Linked DNA regions of Homo sapiens: regions 2, 3, 4 and 5 are each linked to region 1. A link is an interaction called in ENCODE POLR2A ChIA-PET data of the cell type or tissue named here. Cell type or tissue: MCF 10A. All regions are shown on one strand. Links, peaks and the distances in the headings refer to the core of each region. The heading gives the core; the rest is flanking DNA. Region 1 has its middle 150 kb from the start of PLK2. Region 2 has its middle 52 kb from the start of PLK2. Region 3 has its middle 90 kb from the start of LINC02225. Region 4 has its middle 110 kb from the start of LINC02101. Region 5 has its middle 120 kb from the start of LINC02101.

What was found. Peaks named below come from ENCODE experiments on the same cell type or tissue, not always from the same donor. Only the 100,000 strongest peaks of a DNase experiment are listed, where the experiment ranks them.
Region 2: POLR2A ChIA-PET joins it to region 1 with 6 read pairs; 2 of 35 experiments call an interaction of 5 or more read pairs at or near these places.
Region 3: POLR2A ChIA-PET joins it to region 1 with 6 read pairs; 1 of 35 experiments calls an interaction of 5 or more read pairs at or near these places.
Region 4: POLR2A ChIA-PET joins it to region 1 with 7 read pairs; 1 of 35 experiments calls an interaction of 5 or more read pairs at or near these places.
Region 5: POLR2A ChIA-PET joins it to region 1 with 7 read pairs; 2 of 35 experiments call an interaction of 5 or more read pairs at or near these places.

The regions. Positions count from the first base shown.
Region 1 is chr5:58,311,932-58,318,203 of GRCh38, forward strand. No RefSeq gene overlaps it. Among named protein-coding and RNA genes, the nearest start is that of PLK2, 150 kb to the right of the region's middle. In MCF 10A, for the core only: no CTCF peak of the experiment used is centred there; a DNase peak (open chromatin) is centred at 2,840.
Region 2 is chr5:58,404,544-58,410,815 of GRCh38, forward strand. No RefSeq gene overlaps it. Among named protein-coding and RNA genes, the nearest start is that of PLK2, 52 kb to the right of the region's middle. RefSeq lists an enhancer at 1,724-2,372. In MCF 10A, for the core only: no CTCF peak of the experiment used is centred there; a DNase peak (open chromatin) is centred at 2,968.
Region 3 is chr5:57,986,447-57,992,718 of GRCh38, forward strand. No RefSeq gene overlaps it. Among named protein-coding and RNA genes, the nearest start is that of LINC02225, 90 kb to the left of the region's middle. In MCF 10A, for the core only: no CTCF peak of the experiment used is centred there; a DNase peak (open chromatin) is centred at 3,145.
Region 4 is chr5:58,230,999-58,237,270 of GRCh38, forward strand. No RefSeq gene overlaps it. Among named protein-coding and RNA genes, the nearest start is that of LINC02101, 110 kb to the left of the region's middle. In MCF 10A, for the core only: no CTCF peak of the experiment used is centred there; a DNase peak (open chromatin) is centred at 4,513.
Region 5 is chr5:58,237,999-58,244,270 of GRCh38, forward strand. No RefSeq gene overlaps it. Among named protein-coding and RNA genes, the nearest start is that of LINC02101, 120 kb to the left of the region's middle. In MCF 10A, for the core only: no CTCF peak of the experiment used is centred there; a DNase peak (open chromatin) is centred at 2,473.

The DNA.
Region 1 (6,272 bases), core at 1,330-5,329:
TTGTATCACATTTTCAAATGCTAATAACTTCATACCAGTACTAAAACCTTGCATTTATAATTAATTTTACAAAATGTTAAGATATCCTATGTTAGATTTATAAATAAATTAACTATAATATAACTGACACAGGAAGTTGTTAGCATTTTTTATTAGATAGCATGGGTTGATTTTTCTCCTTTCTTTTTAAGAACACACAAATAGAGGAGAGAATATCAGAGACTCATCAGTTTACAGAGAATGATTCCCACTGAGGAAGAAGAGCCTGAAACAAAGATTTATACCATATCCTAACTATATAGTAATTGATGAAAGTATCAATTTGACATAATTTGACATGTTTTCAATCCTTCCGCCACAGAATTCCAGCTGATGCCACAGCACCTTCTGGTTATTCATTGTGCAAGCATTTCTTACTTAAACAAGCTTGGTTTCTCAGTGTTGCCATTGTTCCTCCCTTCCCGTGTCTGCCCAAAATTTAGAGACAAGTTTCACCTGAACATCTTCCAGCTAGCTCGTTTCACTTTAGAACCCAGTACACGCATGCGCATGTGCGCATGTGCATACACACACCCCAGATATTCATGCCACATCCCAAATATATTGAGTGAGATCCTTTAGAGATGGAAACTCAGTCTTCTGTTTATTTTAAATATTCCTCAAGTGACAATGATATATAATCAGAGTTGAGAAATCATTGATTTATATTTTTTCAAAGTAAAAAATTGAGGTGCAGAGAGAGAAGCAGACTTGAAGAAGATTCAGATGTAGGTAGTGGGGAGCTAAGCTTAAAACCGAGGCCTCTTTTGATCCAGAATTAAATTCTGTGTGTTCTATGGTATACCATCTTTGTAGAAATTACAGATATCATCCTGAAAAATTATTTTATTGGTCAAATAATGAAGTCAAATAGATTCATTACTAAGTGAATTAGAACTTTGAATATCCTAATGTGCATTACTACTGTTCAACTCTAGGGTGTGGAATACAGTATATCATTTCCTATACTTGTTTGACCATAGATCCATTTTGTTTTCTCCCAGAGAGTTTGTCATGGATCAATATTCTGTGGAACAGATGGTAAAAAGTACCATAGACCATTAATAACATTAGCAACAATTGATATGTGTACAGCTTTTACAGTTTATACAGAATGTTCATATTAAATTATTTTGGTTCATCATTTAAAACACTACATTAAAATGTCCAGTTTTGCTCGCTTATTTCTAAAGCAAAGATGATGATCTTGTGCCAAGTTTGTGCCTTTAAGTGTCAATGCATGTCTTAGAAGAATACATTAGTGGAGCAATCACGCCACGATTGCATAATAACAAAAAGTATCTGTGACAGATTAAATTATCAAACTCAATCAAAGCAAATACAGTCACTGTTCAAAACCATTGCTTATTATTAAAAAGAAAAATCTATAAAAATTGTAACTTTTGTTGAAAAAAAACTACTCAGAAATATGTGTGTGTACACAAAACTAGGCAATTCATGCACCAGGTATGTATTGAGTGCCTACCATTGAAAAGACACTCTGTCAGGTATTATGGGAAATACAGAACTGGAAATAGGCCACACAATGCCTGCAACATGAAAGATTCTCAATAAATGTTGAACAACTGTCTACAGGAAAAAAGTACTTCTCAATGAGCATTCTCTTTAGAAGGATGAAAACCAAAAGTTGATATAATACAAGGAAAAAGTATATAAATGTTGAGTAGAGCCGAATAGTGCCATGGGAGAAGAGAAAAAGAATAATAGCAAGAGCTATAATAGATAATATTTATGGGATGGTTGCCATAGTTCTAAGACTGTGCTCTTCAATATCTTATCCATTATCCACATGTGGCTATTGAACACTTAAAATGTAGTCATTCTAAATTGAGTTTTACTGTAAACAGAAAATGCCCATCAGGTTTCAAATACCTAATATGAAAAAATAATGTAAACTATTTTATTAGTAATTTTTGTATCGATTAAATGTTACATTGATAATATATTAGTAAATATTATTAAAATTATTTCAACCTGGTTTTCATATCTTTTAAGTTGAGCTACAAAAAAATTAAAATTACATATATGGCTCACACGTGTGGTTAGCATTACAATTTTTTTTGGAGAGCACTATGTATCTAAGAGCTTTAGCAACATGCTATCTCATTTAATCTTCCAAATCATCCTAAGAAATCAGTAACCATATTTGATACAAAGCATATTTTAAACAAGCTGACTAGAATTACACCAATGAGTAAAAGGACTTGCTCTACAACCAGTTCTATGGTAACTAGAGGAAAGCTACATGATGGACGATGATGATTACTCAGTTACCAGGTAGACTCAGTTAAATATCTTTCCTTAGCCAAACTGTATATGACTATAAAGGTGCCCATTTTAAACTCAGTAATTTTTACATATCATAATGATGAGAATTTCTAAGGGAAAGAGTAAAAGAATTTTATGTGTCTTATTTGAGAAGCTAAGCTTCTATCTTCTTGGACATTTCTATTGCCATTTTTCAACATAATGCCATTTGAAGACTGCATAACCAGCTCTTCCCAACTCTCCAACTGCAAATGGTAAGACTGTATGACTGAATGTGGCTCAATATTCTCCTTTACTATGAATGAGTACAAAGAGGGTGCTTCTCAGCCTTTGAACTTCTGGAAGCCACTAAATTTAAGCAATTTGGATTTCTCACAAAGAGGAAATCTTAGTGTAAGTTTCAACATACTTCCACCTCCAGGTGATTTGCAAACACCAACACAAAAGGCTCATGCCCATGATGGCAAATAATGGAACTTTGATGTGAAGCCAGTTACACTGTGAGCCTGATATTGCTTAATTGCGTGATACACACACTTAGAAACTGGCCAAAGGAAGCTCAGAGCACCTATTCAACTGAATGCCATAAATCAAATTCTAGAGAGTAAGCGTAAACATGAGTCATAAAAAGACTTGGCCTATTTTCACACCCTGAGCATGGAAAGAGAGAAATGACATTTTGTCTGGATTAATGCGATATCAGTTATAGAGAATTGTTCATCTAAAATGTTTCCAGTTCTGCCTCATTGCTGGAAGGCAGAGCATGGATGATTTATCTGAGTGGAACAGAGTCTGAGCTGTGCCTCAAATGTCTGGGCTGTGTTATCTGAAAATAAGGGAGAAAAAAAGATCCTCTGCAGCACTCGTTAAGTGTCTCTGTAGTAGCAGACAAGCTGCTTACTCATTTTAGGCAAAAAGAGGGTGACAATTTGAGATTACTTACAAAATGGGTTATCTGAGGCCATATTAGAGGTGATCTACCTCTGATACTCTCTCTCTCTTTTTGTTTTTTTGAGGCAGAATCTCACTCTGTCACCCAGATGGGAGTGCAGTGCCGCAATCTCGGCTCAATACAACTTCTGCTTTTTGGGTTCAAGCGATTATCCCACCTTAGCCTCCCAAGTAGCTGGGACTACAGGCATCCACCACCACACCCAGCTAATTTTTGTATTTTTAGTAGAGGTGGTGTTTCACCATGTTGCCCAGGCTGGTCTCAAACTCTTGGGCTCAACTGAACCACCCACCTCGGCCTCCCAAAGTGCTGGGATTACAGGTGTGAGCCGCTGCGCCTGGCCAATGCGCTCTATATTTTAGAGTCTGAAGTGTCCTCCAAGTGGTCTCTTCAAGTGCCATATGAAGGCAAACAGTTCTCATAAAATTATCCATTTCAGGCAAATCCTTTATATAAAATTCTCAATTCTTAAATTTCAGTAAATCAAAAGTTAAAAGGAAACTAATTACCTGCCATTATTTACATGTTGTACAGATCCACCTCAGTTATTATTCAACTTAGTTAGTACTTAGTTACCACCTTAGTTACTATTCACTCTAGTTATAACAACTATTGGTATTATTTTGGATAGTAAACTTTCTGAGAACACTGAAAATTTAATTTAATTCCATCGGTATTCAGAATGTAAATAATAGCCAAAATAAGGTGCACCTGGTTGGAAGGAACACTATAGAGATTCTCTGCTCCAGAAATCTGTGACTAGCAACAAAACCTATTTGAGAATATTCTTTTATGATAATGACTAAAGCTAAAGTAAACATTTCAAACTTGTTGCAAAAATTTAATACCTGGGAATTTAGCCTAGAGATATTGCATGTATCTGAAATGCCATATGTTTGAGGATATTTACTCTAGCACTGTGTATAATAGCAAAAGTCAGAGAAAAATATTCTAAATGTCTATCAGTAAGTGCCTAGTAAAAGAAATTATTATACAGATATAAAATGGGATACTATGCAGTTATTTTATAGTTTTTTTTTTAACTTTTAAGTTCAGGGGTACATGTAGAGCTTTTTTATGTAGGTAAACTCATGTCACTGGGTTTGTTGTACAGATTATTTTGTCACCCGGGTACTAAGCCTAATACCCAATAGTTATTTTTTTGCTCCTCTCCCTGGAGCCCCCACCCTCCACCCTCAAGTAGGCCCCAGTGTCTGTTGTTATATAATCATTTTTAAAAAGAGAAAGCTCTATATGTACTAAAATGGGATTACATTCCTAATAAATATCAATTATTTTAAGAAAGCAAATGGCAGAATATTTAATGTATACTTCCATTTACATTAAAAAATGTATATGTTTATGTAAGTATAGTTAATCTGTGGAGAGATTCTGCAACTAATAGTATTTGCTTATAAGATGGGTTGCTCATTGGCTGGAGTAGGGGGCAGGGTGGTTTTTTTTCTCTTCAAATTATTTGTACCTTTTGGATTTTATAACATGTATTTATATTACCTATTCAAAAAGTTAGATGAAATTTCATAAAATGATTTAGGAACCTCCAAATCATTTTATAAAGATTGTGCTTTAAGGAGAGAGGTGATGGGGAAAATAAATAAAGGAAATATCTTTCAAAAAAAAACTGTCAAAATAGTTTTTCATAAACAAAGATTCCAGAAAAATTGTCTTACTTCCACGAGTGCAATCATGAATAAATTGCACCAAGCATGGGGGGTGCTTAAGCAGTACAACTTGGAAATAAATAACATATTTACTTGAAGGCACAGGAAAAAAAAAAACATGATGTGTCCAGTTGAACAGATTCTCTCCATTGTCTATATCGCATCACGTATTCTGGGCAGAACTGTCCGCAAGGAAATCCCTCTAACGGAGCAAACACTACTCTGGGAACACACGCAGGAAATGGGAGTGATAAATCAGAAAGGCAAAGGGAACATGATGGATGCTGGAAGCAGCTAGAGGAAGGCAGGAGGATATCAAAGTGTTCAAAGGAGAACCAGAAAAACAAGACCATGTGGATGACATCAGTGGGAAGAAAATAACTTGGGACACACCAACAAAAGACACTCAAAGATGATTTGACAGCTTGGCAGTGCTATGAATAGGGTAGCAAGCTCTCCATATTTATTTGCTGGAAGATCTGCTGTTATGGCACATAGCAGTGCGTTCGAGGACAAATGCTTCCCTCCATACAAACTTTAAATGTTAATCTCTCCGTTGGAAAATATTTACTGAGCATCTGATTTGTAAGGTACTGTGGGTGATACCAAAATATATAAGATAAAGATCTGCCATCTAGGAGCTTACAGTCTACTTTCAAATAGAAAACCCTTGGGTAAAAGCTTAAATTTAAAATTATTTTTCAAATATTAATCCTTTCTCCCTAGAACTCTTCTCTCAGGATCTAGGCCTACAAAAATTTCTACTGAACACTGTTTTCAGTTCCTTTCAACTAATTATTCCGCTGAGCCTTAACAAGTAAATTATTAACAATCTAAGTTTTCATAAAGATTAAATCTACTTTTTTCCATTATTCAAAACATTTGGTCTTTGTACCTAAGATGTCATAAGTTTATAGACAGTAATATCTCAGAGGGTCTGGGATCATGAAAATATTAGGTTGAGAAACTTTCTATTCCAAGGAAATATATCTGAAAACTATTGTCTGTTTAGTCAAAATAGCTTTCCTTAAACCTAATCAAAATTCTTCCTACTGCAATTCTGACTCATTTATTAGGCCTCCACATAATTTAGCTCATCCTTTCATCAAAAGTATTCTTAACACAAAATGCAATCAAACTCTTAATCTAAATAAAACAAAGAGCACCAATTCCCTAAACATCTATCTACCATATGTCTCCAATTGTTTTATAAGATGTGTAACTTGAGTAGGGTTGTCAGGCAAGTATTAAATTTGAAATTCAAGTTAAATTTAAAATCCAGATAAACAACAACTAATTTTTTAGTATAA
Region 2 (6,272 bases), core at 1,167-5,166, 92 kb after region 1:
CATATATTCTTTTGTATGTCTTTTCATCGAATGGTATTTCAAAGACTACTGCTATTTGCATGCAAGTAACTGTATGCAATTATTGTCAGATTGCAAACGTGGTTACCTGGGTTTGGCACAAGAAGGTGCAGATACAGTGTGATCTACCATGTTAGGAAATGTCACATTTTACTCTTCTGATGTTTAGTTTTTAATTACTTGAAGAAGTTTAAACAATTAATTTGTTGATAAAAATAAGGCTGCTTAGGTACTGCCATTTTGACTAAGAAAACAAACTATCTGCCAACTAGAAACTCAAAGCCCCACCCAAGAGTAATCATCACTTTGTAGCTTGACACAGTGTTTTACTGGAAAGATGATTGTCTACTTCAGGGAATAGCCTCTTTGGAATGTGAATTCCATATGGTTTTGTGAATAGAAGTTCAACCATTTCAGCAGCACATGATTCAGAAGAAGTCAGGTAAGCCTATTAAACCAAGTACACTGTCAATTGCAATGGTAAACGTTTGGTGAACGGGGAAAAGAGAAATGGCCATTGGTAGCTCTTCAACTCCAATTCTGGATGGCAACTTGTAATCAATTTATAACGGAGGAACTGGCAATGGAGATAGTTCTCCCAATCCACATTACGAAACACAAAATCTAGTAGAACAGCTTTTGAAGGCTTTTAGAAATAACAAGTTTTTCTGGGGATGTTTTCTGTAGATTAAGGACTGGGAAACTAGTTAGCATCCTCAGAGTCGACTTTGGCAAGCTGAGGAGCCCTAGCTTGTCAGGGAGCTTCACCCTTGCCTGCCTGAGCAGGCAATCGCTGACTTCAGTGAGGAAATATATAATGCCTGCAGCAGGGGAAGAACCAGCTATTCAGTCTTTCTCTCTTCATCCTTATTTCCACTCCCTTTTCCTTTCTCAACTTTCTCTACTGCCAAGAAAAGCATGTGCATGAGGCAACAATAAAGTAACTCAACAACTGAGGTAGGAATGGCAGTGGTGAGTGTGGATGTCAGAGGAAAAAAATTATATAATATTGCTGTCTTAGAGTCTTGATGTTTCCTCTTCCACTAAAAAGATTCAGAATAAAACATTTGCTTTAATCCCTAAGCAAAGAAGATAATTGCTGTAATATGGACAGTACTCAAACCCACCTAGACGATCCCTTCCTGAGTGGGTCTCAAAAAGAGCATCTTTGTGACTTTGTGAGATGTCTGCATGTGAGCTTGCACCTCTTAGCCCTTCTCCTAAGTTTAGCTTAGGAATTTGGGATCTATAACTAAATTTCAGAAGTTTGGGTCTTCGCTTTCTCTCTGCCTTTTTGACACACTCTTTTGTTATTTTTATTATGGTTACTTAAGACTTCCTAAGCATTGGCAGTAGCAGATAAGAGCTATGCCAAGCTCCTCTGCTCTTCCCCAGCTGACCTGCTCAGCACATTATGCATTTATTGGATTGGGGTTTGGGTATGTTATTTTGCCTTTATGGGATCCATCACTTGTAGTATAAAAGAGATTTTTAGACATTCATCCAATTCTATGATTCCATGACAGGTGACATTAATTTCTTCATTTGAAAATTAAATAATTCTATAATGAACTCCATTACAGGAAGATACTATCAAAGACAAATTTGTGAAGTTAAGAGGGACAAAAAGGGGTTGTATAAATGATCTAAAACTCCAAAGACACTAAGTGGTAGAGGCAGGAATTGATGCCATATCTGTGTTTTGTTATCCAGGTCATGTATTTGCATTTAACTAATATTCTTGGAATCAAAATTCCTTAACATTAAAGAAAGTTTCTAACAATGGAATGTCAGGTCTGAGAGACACGTGTGGCTGACAGGGGAATTTTCTGAAATCCCTGAAGACCTATAACAAGCCAGTGGCCCACTTAGTCTCACTAAAGGATTCAACGCTGCCTTGCAGCCCTGCTTTGCAAGAATGTGGTGAAAATTTAGGCCTTTTTGTCTGCAGTGTTACCTGATTCATTGAAGAAAATGACTTGGTCAAGAGATGTCTAAGAATTCACCTTGATGACCAGCGCTCCCTATTGTTTTGCAAATCTCATCTCAACTAGAATGTTGGGGAAGAGTTTATTACCATATTTCCTGTGGTGCTTCTCAGTCAGCAAAAATCTTGGAACATTAGGTGCAGCCTACTTTCTCCAAACATTGTTTTAGGTTGATTACTAATGTGATTACAATGGTTACCTTCCCTTTCACAAGTGTACCCTATGTTACATGTATGTAAATGCTTTAAACTGTCATGCTAATAACATTTTTTAACATTTGAGTCATATTTTAAATGCTTCAGATAATTTCACTATTTAAGAGAGTCTCTTCTGAAAAGCTCTTTCCAAGAAGGAAATGGTTTCCTAATTCATTAATTTTACCAATTATGTTTTCATATGTTGTATTTTTGTTAAAGAGGATTAAAATTATTTGGAGAAAAGTTCTATGCATACTCTAGATCTTATCGTGGTGATGAAAAAGTTTCTATCCATACTCTAGATCTTATTGTGGTGATGACTTCAAGATACACCGTTTCTTTTGTTGAACTGGAAAGGTTTCTTTGGCAAATCATTTATATGAAAAGGTTTTCTGGTCTTGTCTTTTGTTAATCCTAACAAGAAAAAGTTAGCAGATTGGTAGCTACAGACTAGTGAACTATAGACACTTTGCAAGACTAAAAGTGATTAGTCAGTGTGGAATCAGCAAAAGGCAGGGGAAACTAGGAACTGGAATGCAGAGCTGTGGCTAGAAGACAGAGGGATGGTAAATGGAAAGGGGATGGAGGGATTTTCACAGTGCAAAAATCAGGTGAAGCCCACAGGTGCATATGAGTGAAAGCCACAAACAAGGCTGAAAACCCTTTTCTCCATCCCAAAACATTATAATACACTGTTAGGAAATATCAGTGTATTTGCATCAATCAAACAATGTTCTTCCAGCCACCCAAACTTGCAACCTTGAGTCATCTTTGAGTCAGAGATGTCAGGAATTTCAGAGCTGGGTAAAGTCTTAAAGGATACTTAATCCAATCTTTGCTTTGCAGACAAGGCCATGCAGTTTCAAGAGATCCTGCTTTTGGCAAATTCACATTACAAACAGAACCAGGCTTGACACTCAGTCTCAGAAATTCATATCAAGTCTTCCTTTCACTGCTTAGCCTGGTTCTTCCCTTTTCTTCATCAGCTATTCAGTCGGACACCAATTCTGCAGACTCTTCTTTAGGAGGGTCTCTGATGTCAATCCCTTTCCATTACCACCACCCTGGTCTAGGCTGTGCTCCGAAATGACTTTCTAAAAATGCTCCATACCACTTGGCTTTCTGCTTCAGTTCACCATAGATACTTTAATCTTCCTGGGACACTAATTTCATGATATTTCTGAAGAACCCCCTCGTTAAATTCTACTATCTTGGGACAGCAAAAAGTATTCAGGTTTTGGACTCAGATAAACTTGGGTTCAAATCTCTTGTCTACCTCTAAACTTGGATAAGTTACTTAGCTTCTCTGAAGTTCATTTTCCTCATCAGTAAAATGAGAACTACGATAATAAATTTAAAAATAAAACTGGTGACTATAGTGCAGATGGAATGACTTCATGTATGTTAAATTGCTTAGCAGATAAAAGATGTTCAAAACATGTAGATTTTCTTCCTGGAATTCATACTCTTCTGCAGTCTGGCTCCTACCTACCTTTCAATCTTGTCTTTTACTATCTCACCAGACAAGTTTTTTGCCTCAGCCAGATTGGCCTATTCATTACCTCCTGAACACTCTGTTCTCAGTTTTAACTGCTGGAGTTTTTCCTGCTTCCTAAAGATGTCCAACCCTTTTTTATTTATTGTATTATACAAATCTTTCTGATTTATCACAGCCTGTGTTTTTTCAATTCTTGCTTTTGCCCTCCAGGAGGAAATACATACATATATATTGTTCAAACAGGATGCATGGGAAAGAGTCTAAAGTCTTTAATGCTGAGCTGCTCCCAAACATGCTTCTTAGTTCTGGCAGAAGACTGTGGGGTCATGTGTCTTTCAGATGGGACCATGTCACCCTCTCTCTTCCAGAGATCCCAATGCTTGCTGCCTAACCCCAACAGTCACTTGTCCTCACCTTAGCCACCATTCCTGTGTGGCACTGTGTGGTTTCTCTAGCTGCCCATCTGACATCTTTCATCCCCAGCATGGCCCTTGGCACTCCTTCCTTACTCTGTCCCCTTCTCATTGTCATGTCTAATGACACTAAATAATCCTGGGGAAATTTGGAGCCCACGGGTGATGTGTGGATATAACTCCATGCTCCTCACATCTTGATCTTTTCAGTTCTAGACATATCAAACTAGTGAAAGGGAAAGATGGCTATAGTGATACAACCCTCAATATCCTCTCACCATCCTCTTTCTGAGGATAGTAGTGTGAAAGGAAAATAAATCTCAGGACCCCAAAGTCACTAAACCAGGAGAAAAATCAATCTGGGAACTATGTCAAGCAAACCTACCTCCCATTTTATTCCTAAGTAAGATAGCCACAAAGATGAGAAGCTACATAACTCCCTCGCAATTTGTCCACTGGAAGTTCCTTGTGGACAAAGGACAGACAGAACTCAAAGTCATCCCTCTGAGGCTCACCTGAGACAAATGCATGCCTGATTGCTTCCTCTGCCCTATTGTTTATGTAAAAATTCAGATTCACTGAGCCAGACTAAATTGTGTATTCAGTGGAGGGCTGATCAATGGCTCAAAAGAATGAAATCTTTTGTCCCTTATCTGCTTCTAGCCTAGAAGCCCCCACTTCCGGTTGTCCCACCTTACCCAAACAAACCAATGTACATCTTACACATATTGATTGATGTCTCATATCTGCCTAAAACAAATAAAAGCACTGTAGTCCCGACCACCTTGGGCACAAATCATCAGGACTTCCTGAGGCTGTGTCACAGGTACACACTTAACCTTGGCAAAATAAACTTTCTAAATTGACAGAGAACTGTCTCAGATATTTGGGGTTCCTAGTAGGAACTGTTGTTATACCTCTTTCATTAGGCTTGCTTTCTCAGTTTGTTGCAAGTTCTGCTTCTTTCCTCCCATGATTATAAAATCTGGACCTGAGTTCTGATGCATTTCTAGCTCTGTTAAATTTTCCATACAAATATCAAGATTACTGACAGTTTTCTTCTATTGCAGGATAAGTTCTCAGGACAACCGGGGCCCTACCCTGGAAACTAGAAAGTCCCTTTTGCCCTTCTTCTTCACCACACTGTCTTAGGCAAATTACTTAAGCTCACTATGTTTCCAATAACAGTTCTCCAGTCATAGAGTTTTTATCCTCCCAATCAGGTGGGTTAATCCACATAAAGCCCTTCACACTGTGTATGAATGTGTCTATTGCACTCTGAAGCAGGGTGCTTTGCTGAGGGAGCAAGTGGGGGCTAAAATCCAGCACTCTTCTCCAAGCCTAACATGGGCATGGGGCTGGATCTGCTCAGAGGATGAGGTACCTTTCAAAACTCTGGTACTATTGCTTGTCAAGCCCTACACCCACCACCTAGAGGGCTTTTTTTCCAAGATACATGAAGGCTCCTGTGGGCCAGTAAGGCCATGCTAGGACATGGTCAGTGTTTGATAAATCCTGGTTATTTTAACTGTTTTTACTGAGTCCAAATAGTGACTGCCTTGAAGAGTCTGTTTCAGAACATAATACTGAAATACCAAGTAGTCAGGGCTTTAAGTTGATGGAAACATCCAGCAGACAACCAAAAAGAAGTACATTGTAATCTAACCAAATACCTTCTCATTGATCCTATTTTTATTGTCCATAAACTAGCTAGAAATAATTCCTTTATATTGTTGCCTTTATTCAAGCTTTTAAAACAAGACTCTTCCTTTAAAGATAATCTATTTCTTATTGTAATTTTGAAAAATAATCTCTCTGACTTAGTTATCTGCCAATTTAGATAATTGGCTCTAAGTCATATAGGCATCTCAGAGTAACAGTTGGGCATAGAACACATTTATTTTAGGCAAATGAGAAATAGTATGGTGTTTTATACAAAGAGGAACAAGAAAAAAAATACTTCCTTTCCCACTGTAAATGCTGTACAATGGAATTCTCAGACATGACATCATCGGTTTCTGGTTTCACAATGCAGAGTCCTTAGTTGATAGAGCTGGTCAGAGGAGAATGAGGAGCAGATGCAATCAGTATCAGAATATGCAACTTCTTTAGCATGTAAAATTGTTAAACTCTGGAAAACGGTTACTTTTAAAAAGTA
Region 3 (6,272 bases), core at 698-4,697, 330 kb before region 1:
AAATGATTTTATTAAAAGAGATTGCTGACTGAAACTCTAGCAGAAATAATAATTACTTAAGGAAAAGTGAATGAACTGATAAAGAAAAATTACCTGTGATTTTTTTTTAAATATCATGGATATTGTTTTAATGCTCTTTTTTCTGATTGGTATATAAGGGGGCTTTTCTCTTTATTTATTGTGAATCCTCAATTTAGTAGACTGTGCCTTTGTAACTAAAGCAAAACTTTAATTGGTATCTGATTCTCATTGATTCCTCAGAATTCTGAAAAAATACTTTTACTGGGCCTCATTACTTTTCATGGTAATAAATTTATTTGCATAGGTTCAATAAAAATCTGTTCTCTTACTTAACAAGATATAAATAGACAAATCTGAGATAGGAGGCCAGACTTGACTCAGGAGACAGGACTTGACTCTGGAGGCAGAGCTCAGACACTGGACCAAATTCAGGACTAGCTAAAACAGGGAGAGGTAGAAGCAGCTTTCCACCAACAACACCCACCAGTGTGCCATGCCAGTTTACCATTGCCATGGCAACACCAGGGAGTTACTGCCTCTTTCCATGGCAATGACTTGATGACTCAAAAGTTACTCCCCCTTCCCTAGAAATTTCTGCACAAGCTGCTCCTTAATCTACATATAATTAAAAGTAGGAATAAATATGACTGCAAAACTGCCCTGAGCTGCTGCTCTCTGCCTGTGGGGTAGCCTTGCTCTGCAGGAGCACTCATGGAGCTGTAACACTGCTACTTCAATAGAGCTATTTTTTTTTCTGCCTCTGGCTTGCCCTTGAATTCTTTCTTGGGCAAAGCTAAGAAGTGTTATGGGCTAAGCCCCACTTTGGGGCTCACTTGTCCTGCATCAAATTGATTTTGCAACAAACTCCATGGTTGGTGTGTCAGTCGTATAAAGAGTAATGCTCATTTAATCAGCTATGACAAGCCTACCACTAAGGTACAAGGATTGATTTGATATATGAAGTTAATGCCTGCAAAATCCTCCCAGGAAAGCCAGGTTGGTCTCTGTCTTTCTTACAGGGTTCCAGCTTCACAGCTGATTAAAAAAAAAAAAATCACTCCCTAGCAGACCAGGGACCTTAGTTTACTTTAAGTAGATTGAAGGGAGAGAAATTCACTTACATTTATGAATAAAGCAGGTGAGGAAGTTTCTTGGGCTATGGTTCCTATCCCTAGGTAGAAGAATAAATAATTGGAAGCATTTATAAGTCAAATCTAAGAGTTTTTATAAAAATTTCCAGGCAGAAGCTAATCACTGGTTCAGTGTTGCTCAATGCCAAATAGCTCTAGATTTACTGAGCAAACTCAAGGAGGCTAACAAAAGTAATTAACTCCTCTTGTTCTACATATGTAAGTAATCAGGCCAAAATATGAGACTAGCCTTATTTAGTTAATCAAGAATATTTTTGCAGATTATTTGCAACCAAAACGGGAGACTTAAAAAAATAGTATCTAAAATCTAAAAATAAGTAAAAAGTTGGGGAAGGCATGTCCTTTCAATATCACTTGGGTGCTGTTTAACAAGACTACTGGATGATTTATTTAATTCTCTAGGAGGGTGTATATGTTTAATTTGTTATTCACCATTTAGTTTTCATCCAGACATATGTTAATTTGTGTACTTCTATTCAGTTGAAAAGATAACCTCAAATTTTGTGCTGTCATTGCCCTACAGGACATTAAGTAGTTTTTAAAATTTAACCCAGAAATCTTATTCTAACCTGCCTTTCCTCCCTCCCTCCTTCCTTTCCTTCCTCACTCTCTCCCTTCTTCCTTCTTTTTTTTTTTTGTTTTTATTTAATGCTTGTAAGTATCCAGTTTCTCAAATGTTTTTGAAACTAGCTTTATCATCTCACTAGTTTTTTTTTTTTTTTTTTTTTTTGAGACGGAGTCTTGCTCTGTCACCCAGGCTGGAGTGCAGTGGTGCCATCTCGGCTCACTGCAAACTCCGCCTCCCAGGTTCATTCCATTCTTCTGCCTCAGCCTCCCGAGTAGCTGGAACTACAGGCACTCGCCACCAGGCATGGCTAATTTTTTGTATTTTTAGTAGAGACGGGGTTTCACCCACCGTGTTAGCCACGATGGTCTTGATCTCCTGACCTCGCGATCCGCCTGCCTCAGCCTCCCAAAGTGCTGGAACTACAGGCGTGAGGAACCACGCCCGGCCACTAGTTTCCTCTTTATTAACTTAAACATTTAAAAATATGCAACATTTATATCTATATGAATTAATTATTTGAGCTTCTGTAAATTATACTTTGATACCATTAGATCACACCATATAAGAATCTGTTTATTTTGGCTATGAGCACAGCCTCTTCTGCATTTCTTCTGTAGATAAAAATATAAGCTTTTACTTATGTGTGTATAATAACATTGCTCTCCTGCTTCTAAAAAGGAATTGAAGTAGCTTACATTTAAAGTAACAGTGTGGCACGTTTGAACCCATGTGGAATCCTCTGCTGGATTTGAAAAATGTCTGAGCAAGTTTGACAAATGAGTGGGAGATACTCATCAGAATACCATTTTCCTGATGATCTGTGAAGTGTTTTGGCACCTAGTGCATTCTAGAGAACAGAATGCCCATTTGGTGTTATCATTTTGGAATATCAGTTTTTTTCAATGGTGGCATCTGCAGTGGTACCCAACAGAGTGTGTGGTACCCAGTAGGAGCTGGTGATACCCAGAAGGAGAGAGTAGCATCTGCTAGAGTGGCAGTGGTGCCTAAAACAGTGATGATACCCAACACAGCAGAACAGCCTTTGGAGGAGACAGCTGCTGTATTGGCAAATGGAAGCAGTTCAGAAAGGAATTAAGCAAATGTAGTCCAAGTGCATTGCTTATTAGAACTTGCTAGAAAAAAAAAAGAATTTGACATCAATATTACTTTAATGATGTCTCTTGAATATTATTAATCTGAAATCCATTTTTGATAGGAACTCCCTGGAGAATGACTGAAAGGCAGCTTTTTTGAGTTTTATTGTTCATTGTAAAGACATTTGCATGCTCTCAATAGAGAGGTAGTAATGTTGTTATTCTGTTAAGGAAATTAAGGAGTCTTAATGTTTTCACCTAAACAGAGCACAAACCTCTTCCCACGGAAGGTGAGTCATAGTGTACCCAGAGGCAGAACCAACAAAGCCTTCAGAAAAGAGACTCAAATCTGATCCAAAGTGCAAACGAGTGAAGCTGGGAACAGTCTACTATCAGCGGTTTAGAAATCACTTGATAATTAAGATGTGTACAATAGATATTTTATTCTCTTCTTTCTTTTCTCATTTTAGCAGATTGGTGATAATAAAGAAGTTCACCGGCCTATTCAATTAATCTAAAAGACAGTCTGTATTACCTGAAAGAAAATTAGATAAGTGTAGCAAATAGTAGAAAATGTGTTATTAATACTATTCTGGGAATGCAATGGATTTAAAGCATTGTCAATGACAGTGAGAATACATATAGCTACTGTGGTAAGTGCAGGGTGTTTGTTAAATGAAAGTTACTAAATAACATCCAGCATTGAGTCAATTGGTTACGGTTCTAAGAATCCCTGTTGTTTTTCTCTTATAACAATTGTGAGACTATTGAGAGCAAAATGGAAACTGAGTTAAGTAATAATAACTGAATGAGAATCCAGTGTTGTAAGCATCCTTTGATTGAAAGGAGGCACTATCGATTTCATTGCTTTTAAAACCCAAATTCTGCTTCTGAGAAAAATCTGACTTTTGAATTACCTCACGTTACTAAGGCATGTAGTCAGTAATGGAGCTAAACTATGTTGGATTTTGGGGACTAGAGCTGTGATCTAACTAATGATGCAGGGAAAATAGCAAGCTAAAATTTATTTTTCTTGCTAAACATGTTGCTGTTTAAGAAGGCCATGCCCTTCATGACTAAGAAAAGATTTTGTTAGAAGTGAGAAAAAAGAAAAGGATGATCTTGGAAGAAACTGTCAATTTGCTGTTCACTTCGATAGTAACTGGAGCATTTTATTATGACTTAAACTCGATGTCATGAAAGGGAGATTAGGGAGAAATTTCTGAAAAATATTTTAACACACCCATATCTTAAAACATTCTTTTGGGCTTGTGTAGTATTCAAAGTATTTGCATAAAATGGAAATGCAGGTTTTGTAGAGTTCATTAATCGTAGTATAATTAATGAGGGTGTTAGGGGTCTTGAGAGAGCTGGTCCATTTCTTCTACAGAAAGATAAGCAAACTGTAAAGAAAAGATGTACTTGACCTGCAGGGATGCAGTTACGGAGCAGGAGGGGAGCCTAGGTCTCTGGATTTGTGGATGATGTTCTTTCATAGACTGCAGTGCAGTACCAGAGGAAGCTGTATTGGAACCTTGAAACAGTCCAGGGCAACATTTCTCTTTCTCCTCTCTAATCACCCAGGATATATTGAATCTTTCTTGTTTTGATCAGTTTTGTGTGGTAGATTTGATGATTCCTGTGTCTATACAGGTTCTTGCTACTACAAGGGACAAGATTCGGCTATCTGTCAGTTGGAGAAATGTCTTTGACTTTTTCTAACTGTTAATTTCTTTCATCCTTTCCCTCTAAGTCTAACAAAATGTATTCAATGTTTACTACATATTTTAATTCAAACTTTCATTAAAGTACTAAATGATAAAGGGAAAATCATTTTATCATGAGTTCCAGGTCAAATCAGTCAGTGTTCACTGGATGTAAATTCAGACTGATTCTCAGCAGCAGATGATCTAAGTAAGAAAAAATACTTTCATATCGATTAGTGCTACCTATTCTAATAATTCAGAAAGGAGTGTGAAAAGTAGTCAGCAGTAGATAGGGAAAGGTTTATGAGAGCCTTAATTGCTACTTAAAGGAGACCAAGATCAATAGAATTCAGATTCAGAGGTGGGCTTCTGTGTGTTATTTGGCTGTAAAACTCTGATGTGCCTGAAAGGTAAGGTGTATATAAGGCATGTCAAGGGGGGTGTCAAAGACTGTGGCCACATTAGAGATGGCCTGGCTTGCTGGGCTCTGGAGTTTGGGCACTGTGGAAGCCATCAATTATTTGAGTCAAATGCATGTCAGAATTGAAGCTGTTTTTCATGAATATTAAGCCAGCAGCAATTTACAGGAGGGATTCCAAGAGGTAAGAGAGGAAGCATAAACAGCATCTAGGAGGCTCCTTCAAAAGGCTGCATTAGAAACAGCGAGAGCTTGAGCTAGGGCTTTGACTGAAAACCTGGAAAAGATAGGATAGATACAAATGTCCCTGTCGAAGCAGAATCAATTGTACTTAGTGCCCAGTAAGAAGTCTGGATAGTGGAAAAGGTATTTCAAAGAAACACTAACATTTATTTGAAGCCTGAAGTGTTATGGTGTTAACTTTAACACAAAGGATAGGGGTCAGGGATAAAACTTGTTGAATTTTGTTTGTTAAATTCATTCCTTCCCAATCAAGATTTGATAATTTCAGAACTGCAGAATATTCAGGTACAAAATGACTTTAAGAGGCAGCTGTTCCCATAAAACCATACTTGACAGTGCTTCTATTTTTCTTCATATGTATAAGGAGACTTCAAAAAGTTTGTGGAAAACTGGTATTAAAAGATAAAACATATAAGATTTCTTTCTTGACATAAGCTCTGTCACTTTCAAGACAGTTTAGTAAGTGATGATACCAGCCATTTAATCTATCAATCACTAAAGAACTGAGCGTCCTGGGAATTTAACCATGTCAGTGCAGTATCTTACATATATAAAGTTAACTGAGGAAAAATGGATACCTTTCCAGATTTTTTAAGATTGGGAAACCAAAAGAAGTTAGAATGAGCCAAATCAGGATTGTAAGGTAGATGCCTAATGATTTTCCATTGAAACTCTCTAAAAAAAAATTACCCTGGTTTGCAGGAGCATTGTCACGGAGAAGGACTCTCAGGTGAAGCTTTTCCAGATGTCTTTCCGCTAAAGCTTCAGTTAACTTTCTCAAATTATTCTCATAATAAACAGATGTTATTGTTCTTTGGTCCTCCATAAAGTCAACAAGCAAAAGGCTTTAAGAATCCTAAAAAACTCTTGCTGTGAACTTTGCTCTTGACTGGTCTGCTTTTGCTTTGATTGGACCCTTTCCACTTCTTGGTAGCCATTGCTTTGATTGTGCTTTGTCTTCGGGATTGTGCTGGTAAAGCCGTGTTGCATCTCCTGTTACAATTGTTTGAGGAAATGCTTCAGGATCTTGATCCGATCTGTTTAAAATTTTCATAGAAAGCTCTGCTCTTG
Region 4 (6,272 bases), core at 2,160-6,159, 80 kb before region 1:
TAGCTATTTCTGTTTTGAAAACAAATAGCTGGGGAAAAATTAAGAGAGAGTGCTTTTTCTCTTTTACTTCCAGACCTCTGATTCACAACGATGGCAGTTCCCTTCTTAACTGTTAATAGACCATTAGGTTCTGTAATTTTCCATCAGTAACATGCCTCTGAGAAGCCTTTGGAATGGCCAGGCACAAACCCAAAGGCCCAGGTAATTCTGAAGTTGGGGAAAAATATGGATTAGTAAATGATCCCTTAAGGGCTTGGATGATTCATGCCTATTCCAAAAGTTGTCACTTAGAGCCAGAGGTATTTAGGTGTGTGTAGGTTGGTGTCAGGGTAGAGAGCTGCCTGGGTGGATAAATGCCACTGTAGGAGGGATCTTAAAAATGGCAAAGTTCCAGGGAGCCAGGCCCTCCAAAGTATGTAAATTTTCATGCATCAAAACAAATCCAAAAGTGGATTATCAAATGTAAAACTAAAATATGTAATTTCTAGCTATTTAACTTGTCTTGATGTGTTTTCTTTTAGCATTGCTTTAGAGACACATGTGGTGCAAAAACCTTAATCAGGAAAATTAGTAATACTTCTATAAAATCAGTTTATTAACTTTCTAGATATTTGAAGAGGCAGCCCATGAAGTCCACTCTAATCATTTTATAAGGGTCAAATTCAAACCTAGAGATATTCTGGTCTTCTTTTCTGACAGTAAGTTTCATGAAAAATAAGACCATTCCAAAAACACTAACTTGGCAGCAATTTTTGCCCTCAAAGTTATACAATTTAATGTTCATAGGTATAGTAAGTATTTTATAGCATTAAATAGCTTAAGATTAGGTAATACTTATCCTTTATTCCCCCACAAACCCACCAAAAATCCTCAGAGCAATATATTAGGTTTAAACACATGAAATTGCCATGATCACACTAACTTTTTGGCATAATAAGTCAATGCCTAACTTTAAAATATATTTTAATGGTTATATAACATAGCCAAAATTGTATTTGGGTAGAATATAATCATCCTTCCTTCATATCCTATCTTTTAAATCACCTCTATCCCCCAAAGATTCCAATCTATTTTATAACCTCAATCTCAAGTGGGGATATTTTGGGGAAGAGAGTGGGACATGGCTGGTCCTATAGTTTAGATTATTCTGTGTTAGCTAGAAGACAGAATAATGCCCACTATTTTAGAAGAGATGCTTGAAGGTGATTTTACAGCCATAACTGAGATTTCAAAATCTTATGCATTTTGCCTACAAGGGTAATCAGAACAATGCCTAGGGAACTGTGACGTGAGCCTCTCTTTGTATGAGCACTAACATTCTTCCCTCCTCTGCACACACACATACACAAACGTAATAGAGTAATAAATCTAATTCTTCACACGAACCATCAGCTACACTACTGAATACAAATCAAAAATGCGGTGTGTTATTAATCTACTCATCCACATACAATCTTTACGGTGAAGTTTCTTTCTAGTCTGTATATTCTGTACTACAGGTATAGTCTGTGCTGTAATTCTGTACCTGTAACTAACCGTACTGCCCCTATCTGTGGTGAGATTTCAGAATGGGTCACAGACAAGTAAATATAATAAATAATGTGCAGTACTGTCATTGGAAACAAAAGCTGGACATTTACAAAATATGGCTCAAATATATTTTTGTTTAATATCTGCTCAAATATTTGCCCTTGCTCAAAATCCTCCAATAGTTTCCCATAGCAATCAAAATAAAATCCTTACTATGGCCAAATGTGCTCCTACTCTGGGATTTGCCATTTTTATGGTTTCTTCCACATGGAGCATTTTCAGAGAATTTTCACACTCTCATCTTTGCATGCCTTGTTTTGTTTAAATGTCTCTCACTCAGAAAAACCTTTCATGGGCCGGGCGCAGTGGCTCATGCTTGTAATTCCAGCACTTTGGGAGGCTGAGGCGGGCAGATCACAAGGTCAGGAGTTCGAGACCAGCCTGACCAACATGGTGAAACCCCGTCTCTACTAAAAATACAAAAATTAGCCAGGTGTGGTGGCATGCGCCTATAATACCAGCTACTCAGGAGGCTGAGGCAGGAGAATCACTTGAACCTGAGAGGTGGTGGTTGCAGTGGGCTGAGATCGCGCCACTGCACTCCAGCCTGGGGAACAGAATGAGACTCCGTCTCAAAAAAAAAAAAAAAAAAAAGAGAGAGAGAAAGACCTTTCACGACTAGCGGATTTAAAATGCAGTCACAGATTTATCCTTCTTTACTTCTTTATGTTTCTTCCTAATTTAAACACTCTAAATTCTTTTATTTTAATGTCTAGTTTCCATTTGCTGCATTCAAATGTAAACTCCATAAGGGTAGATGCTTTGCCTCGTTTCTTTACGACTATACCCTCAGGAGCTGGAAAAATGCCTGGTACATCATCAGCAATACTCAATAAAGGGATGCTGAAAGAATGAATGATCCATTGCCCATAGTGAGGTGCATGAATAGTACTCTTCTATATTAAGACAAATGCAAGCAGTTATTCTTTGTTCTCTTGGACTTTATGGACAAATGCAATATTTATAATATTGTTTGAATGGGGAGCACTGTGAGTGGTGGGTTAGGAAAGAGCTGATTGGAATTAGGCTTTATTCTAGGCTCATGCTGTGATGCTGCAAGGATTACACATCACAATGCAATCTAGAGCTTAGATTTCCAAAGAACTTTCCACCATCAAAAGGTGCTATAGACTTAATGCTTGTGTTCCCCCAAAATTCATACACTGAAAGCTGGCCCCAGTGTAATTGGAGGTGGAGCCTTTGGGAAGTTATTAAGACAAGAGGGCAGAGCTCTCATGATTGGGATTAGTACGCTTGTAAAAGAAACCCCAGAAAGCTACCTTGCCTTTTCAGCCATGTTGAGGACACAGTGAGAAGACGGCCGTCTATGAGCCAGGAGACAGGTCCTTACCAGAACTCAACCTGCTGGCAACCCCAATCACAGATGTCCAGCTTCCAGAACTGTGAGAATAAATTTCTGTTGTTTATAAGCTACCTAGTTTATTGCATTTGTTACAGCAGGCCATACTGAGACAGACAAAGGAGAACAGAGTTTGTTCAGTTTAAGAGAAGAGTAAACTGAAGTTTGGTTCTATCTGATACTAAAGAAAACATAATTAACTGAAAGTTTTCAAGTGAATATCCTAATTGACTGGGAACCTTTGTTAATTTCTTACTGTTAAAAATCATTCTAGATCATTATCTATTTCAAATAATAATGACTCTGGAACCTGAGGCTATGAGCTCTGATCTGCTTTGGGGTGATCTTAAGTAATGCATTTAACTGCTCTGTTCCTCTTTCATCTGTAAGATGGGAGATGCAACAATAATGCTGGAATACATACAATTCAATAGAAATGTTTTTCTCATTCTCAGGCAATGCAGAATATGGCACAAACTTCAGGGGTAATCATGTGATTATTCATGATAACGGTCCAATTCTAGAAATGAGGTTGAATGTATACAAATGACAGAAAATAACCCATAGAATTATTTTGACTTTGCTTTTGTAAAGCTATACTAGTTTTATTTTATGCCTCTCTATATAAATAATCATTAATTATTAACATTTTAAATTATACAATCTAGATTAGCTGTTCTCAATTAGGGACTATTTTGGCCCCCAAGAGATATTGACAATGCTTAGAGATATTTTTGATTGTCACAACTTGGGGAGGGGTGTTACTGGCATCTAGTTGGTAGGGATCAGGGATATTGTTAAATATCCTACAATGCATAGGACAGCCCTCACAGTGCTGAATTATCCAGCCCAAAATGTCAATAGTTCTGAGGTAGAGAAACTGGACTAAATAAACTATGATATTTGTGTTCTTGTTGTTTGCACTTTCCCTAAACATAGAGAGTCAAATAAAATTTTAGTTAACAAAGGGCTCCATTTAAATGAAGCTAAAAAATAATTTAGCAAAAGCAAATAATCAGTAATGAGCAAAAATCAAACAAGCACAACAAGCAAACACAACAAAACAAAAAGCTCTGTCGAATCTAGATAAACTGTTTCTAGCCAGTTGACATTGTACAGAGAAAGAGAAGCAGTTTTGTTTTTTTTTCCTCTCAGTAAAGCTGCAAATTTTTTCTACAAAGTGTCCCTTAAATAAGTCTGTCATATCATGGAAACCAGTCTAAATTTTCTCATGGTGTTCATGGCTAGTAAATACTTTGTAAAGAAGTATTAATACCTGAGTTGTGTAAAACAGAGATCTTTCAGCACATTAATTCAATGGAAATGATTAAAGACTGTCTTTTTATTGTTATTTTCTTTTCTCTTTTCTTCCATATCTGCAGCCATATCACTAGGAATAAATGAAATATTTGCAAACAGGGTTGCACATATCCCTGTCTCCTTTGGGCTAAGCCCAGGACTTCTCAGTAATCCTTTCACAACCACCCTACTTGTAGGCATGTATTTCCTCAAACTTCCTCATACTTGTTGCTGCTATTGCCACATACGTTCATGTTTGCCAGTCTCAGCTGAAATACGTAAACCTCCTGCTAATGACATCTGGGAAATTGATGGCCTTGTGACTAAATATGTGATGCACAGCTTTGCATACTGTCCATCTTCGTATTTAGGACTCAGTATTTGGCATATTGTATTTGGCATATTTAGGACTCAGTATTTGGCAAGAATGTAATATCTGACAACCAAGAACTTGCACAACACTGAAGAGGACAGTGTATTTAAAAGAGACTATTAAGACAACTTGATATTAATATGTAAAATACATTTAAAGTTAGAAAAGTTAGTATAAAGATCATTATTCTAATTCTAGGGTAACATGGTATGCTCATTGACCTTGGAAATTTTCTTATGATAAAATAATTCTTTTTTTTTTTTTTTGAGACGGAGTCTCACTCTATTGCTCAGGCTGGAGTGCAATGGCACAATCTCAGCTCACTGCAACCTCTGCCTCCCAGGTTCAAGTGATTCTCCTGCCTCAGCTTCCTGAGTAGGTAGGATTACAGGTGCGTGCCACCACGCCTGGCTAATTTTTGTATTTTTAGTAGAGACGGGGTTTCACCATGTTGGCCAGGCTGGTCTCAAACTCCTGACCTCAAGTGATCCACCCGCCTTGGCCTCCCAAAGTGCTGGGATTACAGGCATGAGCCACCACACCCGGCGCTGATCAAATAATTCTTAATGAATATCTATAATGGCCCAAACAGTATGCTAATCATAGAAGATCTAGTAATGAATCAGGCATTGTCTCTATCCTCTGGGAGCCTATTACCTAACAGAGCAAGGCAGACATTCAACTTGCAGGTGCCTAAGGGTTAGAGATGCTAAGATGGAAGCATGTATTGTATTTGATGAAATAAAAAAAGGGTGCAGTCCATTTCCCTGAGTAGTCAGAAAATATATCACAGTGAAGACTCCATAGTGAACTAACAGGACTATGGGGAACACGGTCCATGTGATGTTGTTAAACATACCGTAAAAGTTTTCATCATTTTATGGAGTAATATGGCAATTTGAAAAATTAACCCCATGAGCCCCTAATATTCTTGATGCATAGTTTCCCTTTAGAAAATTCCCAACTCTTCAAACTAAGTCATCTGCACAAATATGTTAATGAAGGAGATTGTCCCTTTTCCTTGTTCCCAGTGATTCCCAAGCATCTTTGTTAAAGCATTGAACATGTTGCATCATACTTCTTTGCATATTTCCCTCAACTCCTAGATTGTAAGAGCCTTAGGGCCAGAGAACAAGTCTTATTCATCTTTCTACCTCTTAAGATGCCAATTCTGTAATGGGTGCACCACATGTTTATTGGATGTACTGGGAAAAGCTGGACTCCACCTTAAAGGACGACGGCAATAAGGGAATAAATGACCCCGCACACTATGACATGACAGGATTCTGGAGATGACGAAAGCTAGAAAAGTGTGGCTAAGTGGCAATATGGAAATATATAGGATGTCATTTTATGTATAAAAAGCAAAAACTAAAGAACACATACATATTAATTATAACTATAAAATATAGTTTTATGTTTATGTATTAAATTATGAAATTTAATATTTTTCCTTGTAAAGATGCCTAAATTTATAATATTTTAATTGCCAGTGAAAAATAAAGTCACTTATTGTATTATCTTCAATCCTTTTTCTTAGCCTTTGAAATAATATTTTCTTAAATACTCCCTAAAAGTGGAGAGGAAATAGAAGTAACTCCTTGAGAGGCACTGTGCTCTGAGCTTTACATAGTCATGTCAACTTAATTA
Region 5 (6,272 bases), core at 303-4,302, 75 kb before region 1:
AATTTTCTACCTAGGTCAGAGTTAGTCACATTTAATTCAGCAGTATTTAGTGAACACTTTTTAAGTAACTGAGTACATATCACATTGCTTGACATAGTTGCAAAAGCCATAGTTACTGTTATTTATTTAATATTTTTAGTTACTGTTGACTTGGAGTTTTAACTGAAATAAATTTATTTTTTAACTTGATAAATGTTAATTGCTTGTCATAGTTAAAAACTGAAGGTAGAAGTAAAATGCATCATAAATATTTGTGTAATGTTTGCTCTTTACTATCTTTACTACCACATTTGCATTATAGAATCCTGAAAGCAAGTTACCCCCAACGTGGACTTTAAAAATTAGCACTCAATCAAATCACCACAATGCCTCTACAGTTTCTTATCTGCTATTTGCTCTACAAATAGGCATTTTTTAGACGCTAGAATACCTGATGATTACTAAGAACAAACAGATATAACTTAAACATGTAATAGTAACTTTATTTTATCTTATTTATTTAAGATTCTGGTGAACCACCAAATGAATTCAGAAAGGCATCCACTAAGAATTGGCCTTGAGAAAAATTACAAAGCTAGCAGTTTGCCTTTGAGAATCCCTACCCAGGACCAACCACATTCTGAACTTCCAGCCTTTTTTTTTCTTTTCTACATCATATATTCCTCACTTTATTGATCTCTTAGTGATCGTTTTTGCTTTTTATAACCTTCAGAAAAGGATCTGCAAGTCATTCACATTAAGCTGATCACAGCTTAAAAGTGTACGTCTCCTCGGCCTTACTGTGTTCAAGAGGGATGAAAGCCAGGAGAATCAAGTCTAGAGTAGTAGATTTGGGTTTAAACCCTACTGTGCCTCCCCACCAACCTGCCCTGACCACCACCATCCCAAGCCACTTAACAGCTATGTGATATTGAGCAAGTTATGTAACTTCTCTAAGCTTGTTTCCTCACTGGCAAAGTGAGAATAAGAATATTTCCTTCCTCATAGGTTTGTGATGAGACTTTAATGAGATAAGGTAACAGGCTTACATAGTGCCTGGTGCAAAGTGTGAACTTCATAAACAATAGTTGATATTATTATTACATAAACAGTTTCCACCAAAGAAGAAGGCTGGCCCTACCCATAAGTAACATTCAAAACATTCTGTAAACTACAGGTGGAACCTGGTTACGTTGTGCTGTTAAGCAAGTGTTTGTTTATAGTCAGGTTTGTTTTTGTCAAGATATGACTTTATTTCTTAAAAAAAGTGATATGATTAATAGAAATGACTCAAAAGGTTTGCAAGAGTACTAATCAGAAGGAAGACACTTTGAATCTATTTTACTCAAACAGCAAAGTATGAAAATGAGTTTTAGGAACAGAAAGTCTTTCTTCCCCCACCCACAACTGTCACAACTCCACCCAACAATGGTCTTAAGGTTTAAGTCCAAAACAATGCCTAGCTTTCTATTTTTCTCTCCTACAAGGGCTGAATAATTTACCTTCCCAATTATTTCTATAGGATGTATAATTATAAAGATTATTTTGACAGACATGTCTGACCTAAAGCTTTGTTTCTACTCTACTTGAGTTGCAGCAGGTGAACCATGAGAACCTACAAATCAGGCAAGACTTGAGTTTTACAAGTTCTTTGTACAGGGATGGAACAAAGGTTATGATCAGCAAGAAATGCATTGTTTCTTGAACGTGAAGGTGTTCTGAATCTTTCCATGGGGATGCGTTTCAGGATTATCAACAGAGAAAATAATCTCCAACTGTTGTTGTTTGGGGGATTTTCTCTTCTGGGATAACTCTTCTGAAAGCACCTGCTGGGTGACTTGGTAGAAAAGGTCATGAGAAAGTAAACAATTTGACAGCCATTTCCTGAGCCATCTGATCTTATCCTTGAAGATGGATCACATTCTCCAGCAGAACCTGTTATAAATAGCAGTCAGTAGTGGCTGGGTGCTACTAACAAGGCTTAGCACAGGATTGACAGTTTTGATCCCCACTGTGGACTCTTCCCAGGAGCCAGTTCCTACCTTAGGCATTAATGGATCACATATTGTCGCACACGCTCCACCACCCCCATCTCTAGCCGATCTTTTGCTTCTCTCAACCAGCAAAGATTCTCTTGAGCTTGTTTTTCTATTGATTGTATTGCAGAAAACAATAAATAGGCTTTCTATTGTATTTACTATAATTTTTAAAAATTACATATTATCCCATTTGATAGTGTGCATTCTTCACTATTTGAGACTCACTGGCTCAGAGATTTTAGACTGACTTCAGAGATACGATTCTTTCATTCCATAGAAGACCCAAGGACCAAGTTTGTTTAAGAAGACTGTTTCCGTCTCAGGTTCAGCATCAAAGGATCTGAACCTTCAGGATGGAAGGCAAACCCATATGCAGCTTTCTCTGATCAAAATAATGTTTCCTGCAATCACCAGCCATCACGAAGGCATGACAAAGCCTAAAAGAATCAACATGAACCGGAAGTTTCTATCTGAATCATCCACTTGGCATTATGTTTCAGAAAATGCTAAAGGATTGTTTTTAAAGTGATATTTGATAGTGATATGATAGGCATGATTTTGTTTCTTCCTTCAATAATATGCTCCAAGAAAATATCTAATGTTTATGTAATAGAAGTATTTAAATTTTGTATAAGCATGAGCAAGCATGGCTAAATATTACTCAACAAGAATTTTTAAACACATACCATGTGCCATGCACCATTCAGAAGGGTGGAAGGTCTTACCTTCATGTAGACACAGTCTTGTAGAAAAACTTAACTGAGGAAAATTGTAATAAACCAAGAAGAATCCTTGTTGACAATATTTTAGATGCAAAATCAAAGCTGTGGGGTTATAAGAATCTGAGATTTTATTGGAAATAGATAAAAGTTTTTCTGAATTAGCTTCATTTGGATTAAAATCCTATTAGAGATTTAGTGGCTGGCAAAGTATTTCTGGGCCTTAATTTCATCATTGTTAAAATAAGAGGTTAGATGAAGTATCAGCTTCCTTCCAGTTCTACTATTCTAGGTCTATTATTATATATTTTCAAAATTTATAAAACAAAGTACATTATTTGACAATAAATTTTGTTGTTTCTCTAAAAAGTGCACATATATATACATATATATGTGTATATATGTATATATATTGTATATGTGTGTATATATATGTGTATATATATATATATATGTGCACTTTTTAGAGAAATAACACAATTTATTGTCTCCATATACAATATAAGAAGCACCTTGTATACGATAGTATCTTTTAGTTGGTGGTATCCTAATTGTCGTGATGACATGTTGTCTTTATTCCTCTTATAAGGATGTTGAGGAAGGTCAGTACAGTTGTCAACAATAAACACATGTTGAATATCCACCATGTATATAGCATTGAAATCAATACAGGTTTAGAAGATGGTATTAAGGAGAGCAAATGGTGTCCCTGTGTCTGAGACCCAGCAATTCTGTTGCTCTTGCATAGAAGAGCAAGGTTGGACCTGAGTTGGGCTCTGCCTGACCAGTGAAGGAAGACGAGGGAGACTCCACCCTCTGACCTTATCCGCTGCCTTCAACCTCTGAGAACGGTTATTCCCAGTCCTATTGTTTGGTACTTCCTGATCCTGCTTGCTCCCTCTGACTCACCAAACATGAAATCATAGCTAAGAAAGCTTCAAAGAGACCCTGGATAGCCCTAGACACACACTGTTTAAATGATAAAATGGTGTCAACCATTAACACTATAAACAAAATCATGTGTTTATCATGACAGCTGCACTGTGTAAAGACCTGCCCCTCAAATAAAGCCTGAGTCCTTTAAGCTGCTTCCCAAGGTCTTCTCAATCTAGACCCACACATTTCTTCAATGTGTACAAACTTAATGCTCTAATAATTAATTCCTCATAGTTATCATTCTGTGGCATGCTTATTCTTAACTGTTTTCTTTACACCTACAGTTGCATATGCCCATATGCCTTTATTTTTCTACTCCACCTGACAAAGCCTTCTTCTGTGAAGCCTAGCTAAAGTGTCAACTTATCTGTAAAGCCTCTCCCGATAACTTTGGATAAGTTAGTCATGTCCTCTCTCTTACTAGGTGTTCGTATTTCCACCATAGTTATTGTGATTCTCTGCTGACATGTTTCTCTTTATCACCAGATTTCAAGCTCTTTAAGGGAAAAGGCTGTGTTTTATTTATCTCTGGATCCCTAGAATTTTATGGTTCCTGAGGGTCAAAGTTTGTTTAATAAATGAATGTATTCTGACTTCTTCCTCAAAGCAGAGAAGCCTTTAGTATGGGCATGTATTAGTCTGTTCTCATGCTGCTAATAAAGACATACCCGAGACTCAGTAATTTATAAAAGAAAGAGGTTTAATTGACTCACAGTTTAGCATGGGGAGGCCTCAAGAAACTTACAATCATGGCAGAAGAGGAAGCAAACATGTCCTTCTTAACATGGTGGCAGCAAGGAGAAGTGCAGAGCAAAAGTAGGGGGGTTGAGGGGGTGGGGGAGTGGGGAAGCCCCTTATAAAACCTGCAGATCCTGTAAGAACTCACTCACTATCACAAGAACAGCATGGAGGTAACCAACCCCATGATTCAGTTATCTCCCACCAGGTCCCTCCACAATTATGGGGACTACAGTTCAAGAGAGATTTGGGGTGAGGACATAGCCAAATCGTATCAAGGCACATGTAATTGAGTGGAAGGTGAAGAAAATAACAGGGGTTAGGGAGGGCAGTGAGCCTGAGCAGTCACCTTGAGCCAAACTGGAGTGGTGTAGAGGGCCCCTAAAACTGCAGCCAGACAGAGAGAGAGGCCAGGAAGCAAATCCCAACTCACTGTTCTTTCCATTTGTTCATAAAAATTGAATAATATGGAAGGAGTCCAAGTTGATATCTTTACATAATGTGTTTTGTTTCTCCAATAAACATTGGAGGAAGATTGGGCATGATAGAATAATCAAATAAGCTGAGGAGTTGCCCAGGCCCACTTCTGAGGAGATAAGTTTTTAATCCTTTAATAGACCACAAATGAAATTAAAAATTAAAAAATAAATCCAAACAAAAATTGAAGTCTTCTTCATCTACCTAGCTGGTTCCAAAGTTAGAAAAGATGTACAGGAGAACAGCTAGAATAATTCATTCATCTTTTCAGGCTTTTACTGAACTTCATAGGAAAAAGTGAGGAGGAAGAGAAAGTGTATTATTTAAAATGATTAACATTAGTTGCTGTAACAAACATCCCTTACATTTCAATGGCTTGACACAGTAAGTCTGATTTCTCCCTTCATACCAAGAACTACAAGTCAATATCCAACCAGCAGCACATGACTGATGATAGGGAAAGGTTTAGTGTACAAGCCTGGAAATGGTGCACATCAATTCCTTCACATCCCACTGTCCAGAAAGCAACAAAAAGCCTCCCTCTTTCATCGAGGGGCTGCTTACTGTGGTTTAGCTATTTCTAAGAAGAGAAGAAACCAGCATTCTATCACAGAATGGAAGTAAAAAGAAAGATAAAAGGCAAAGGAAAAATAAAATAAAGGGAGAAATTTTGAAAAACATTTAGGAAAAAATTGTACTCTCTGGCTTCTCTTATATAGAACACCCCTTACCATAGATTATCATACAGCTGAAGAATAGAAGACATATATGAGACATCTATACATATACACATGTACATATATGCCCCATTCAGCTGTGTAACTGTGTGTGTGTGTGTGTGTGTGTGTGTGTGTGTGTGTAGGTGTGGGAGAGATGAGGTCCAGGGTGTAAAATAATGAAAAAAGATATTTAAAAGTATATATTAAAATCTATTTCTACTAACTATGTACTTTCCTTCTAGCAAACTTGGTTTCTTGTAATACTCAAGTCTTTGAGACTTGCACTGTGTACACCACCTCACAGAGATCATTTTCTTTCATGGTTCTTTAGTTTGGGCATGTGTTGTTTCTTTTGCCTACTCCAGTTAGAAACAATATAGTGATTAATTGTGATCTGTTTTCACCCCACAACTTTCTTCTCTTTAACCTTCAGCCAACTGCTACTATTTGTTCAAGATCTAAGCAAGTTTTCTCAGGAATATGTATTATTTCTTAGCTTTTCTTGATGGTGTTCATTTAGTTCCTAGGCTTGTTTTGCTTTCAGAACTGTGAGTCGCCTGAAGACCAGCTCTTCTTGTAGGCCCAGTGCCTCACAGAACTCCAGGCATATAAGAGTTAGGATGACCATATGAATTCTTGACAAAACCAAGATGTTTTTGAGTGAA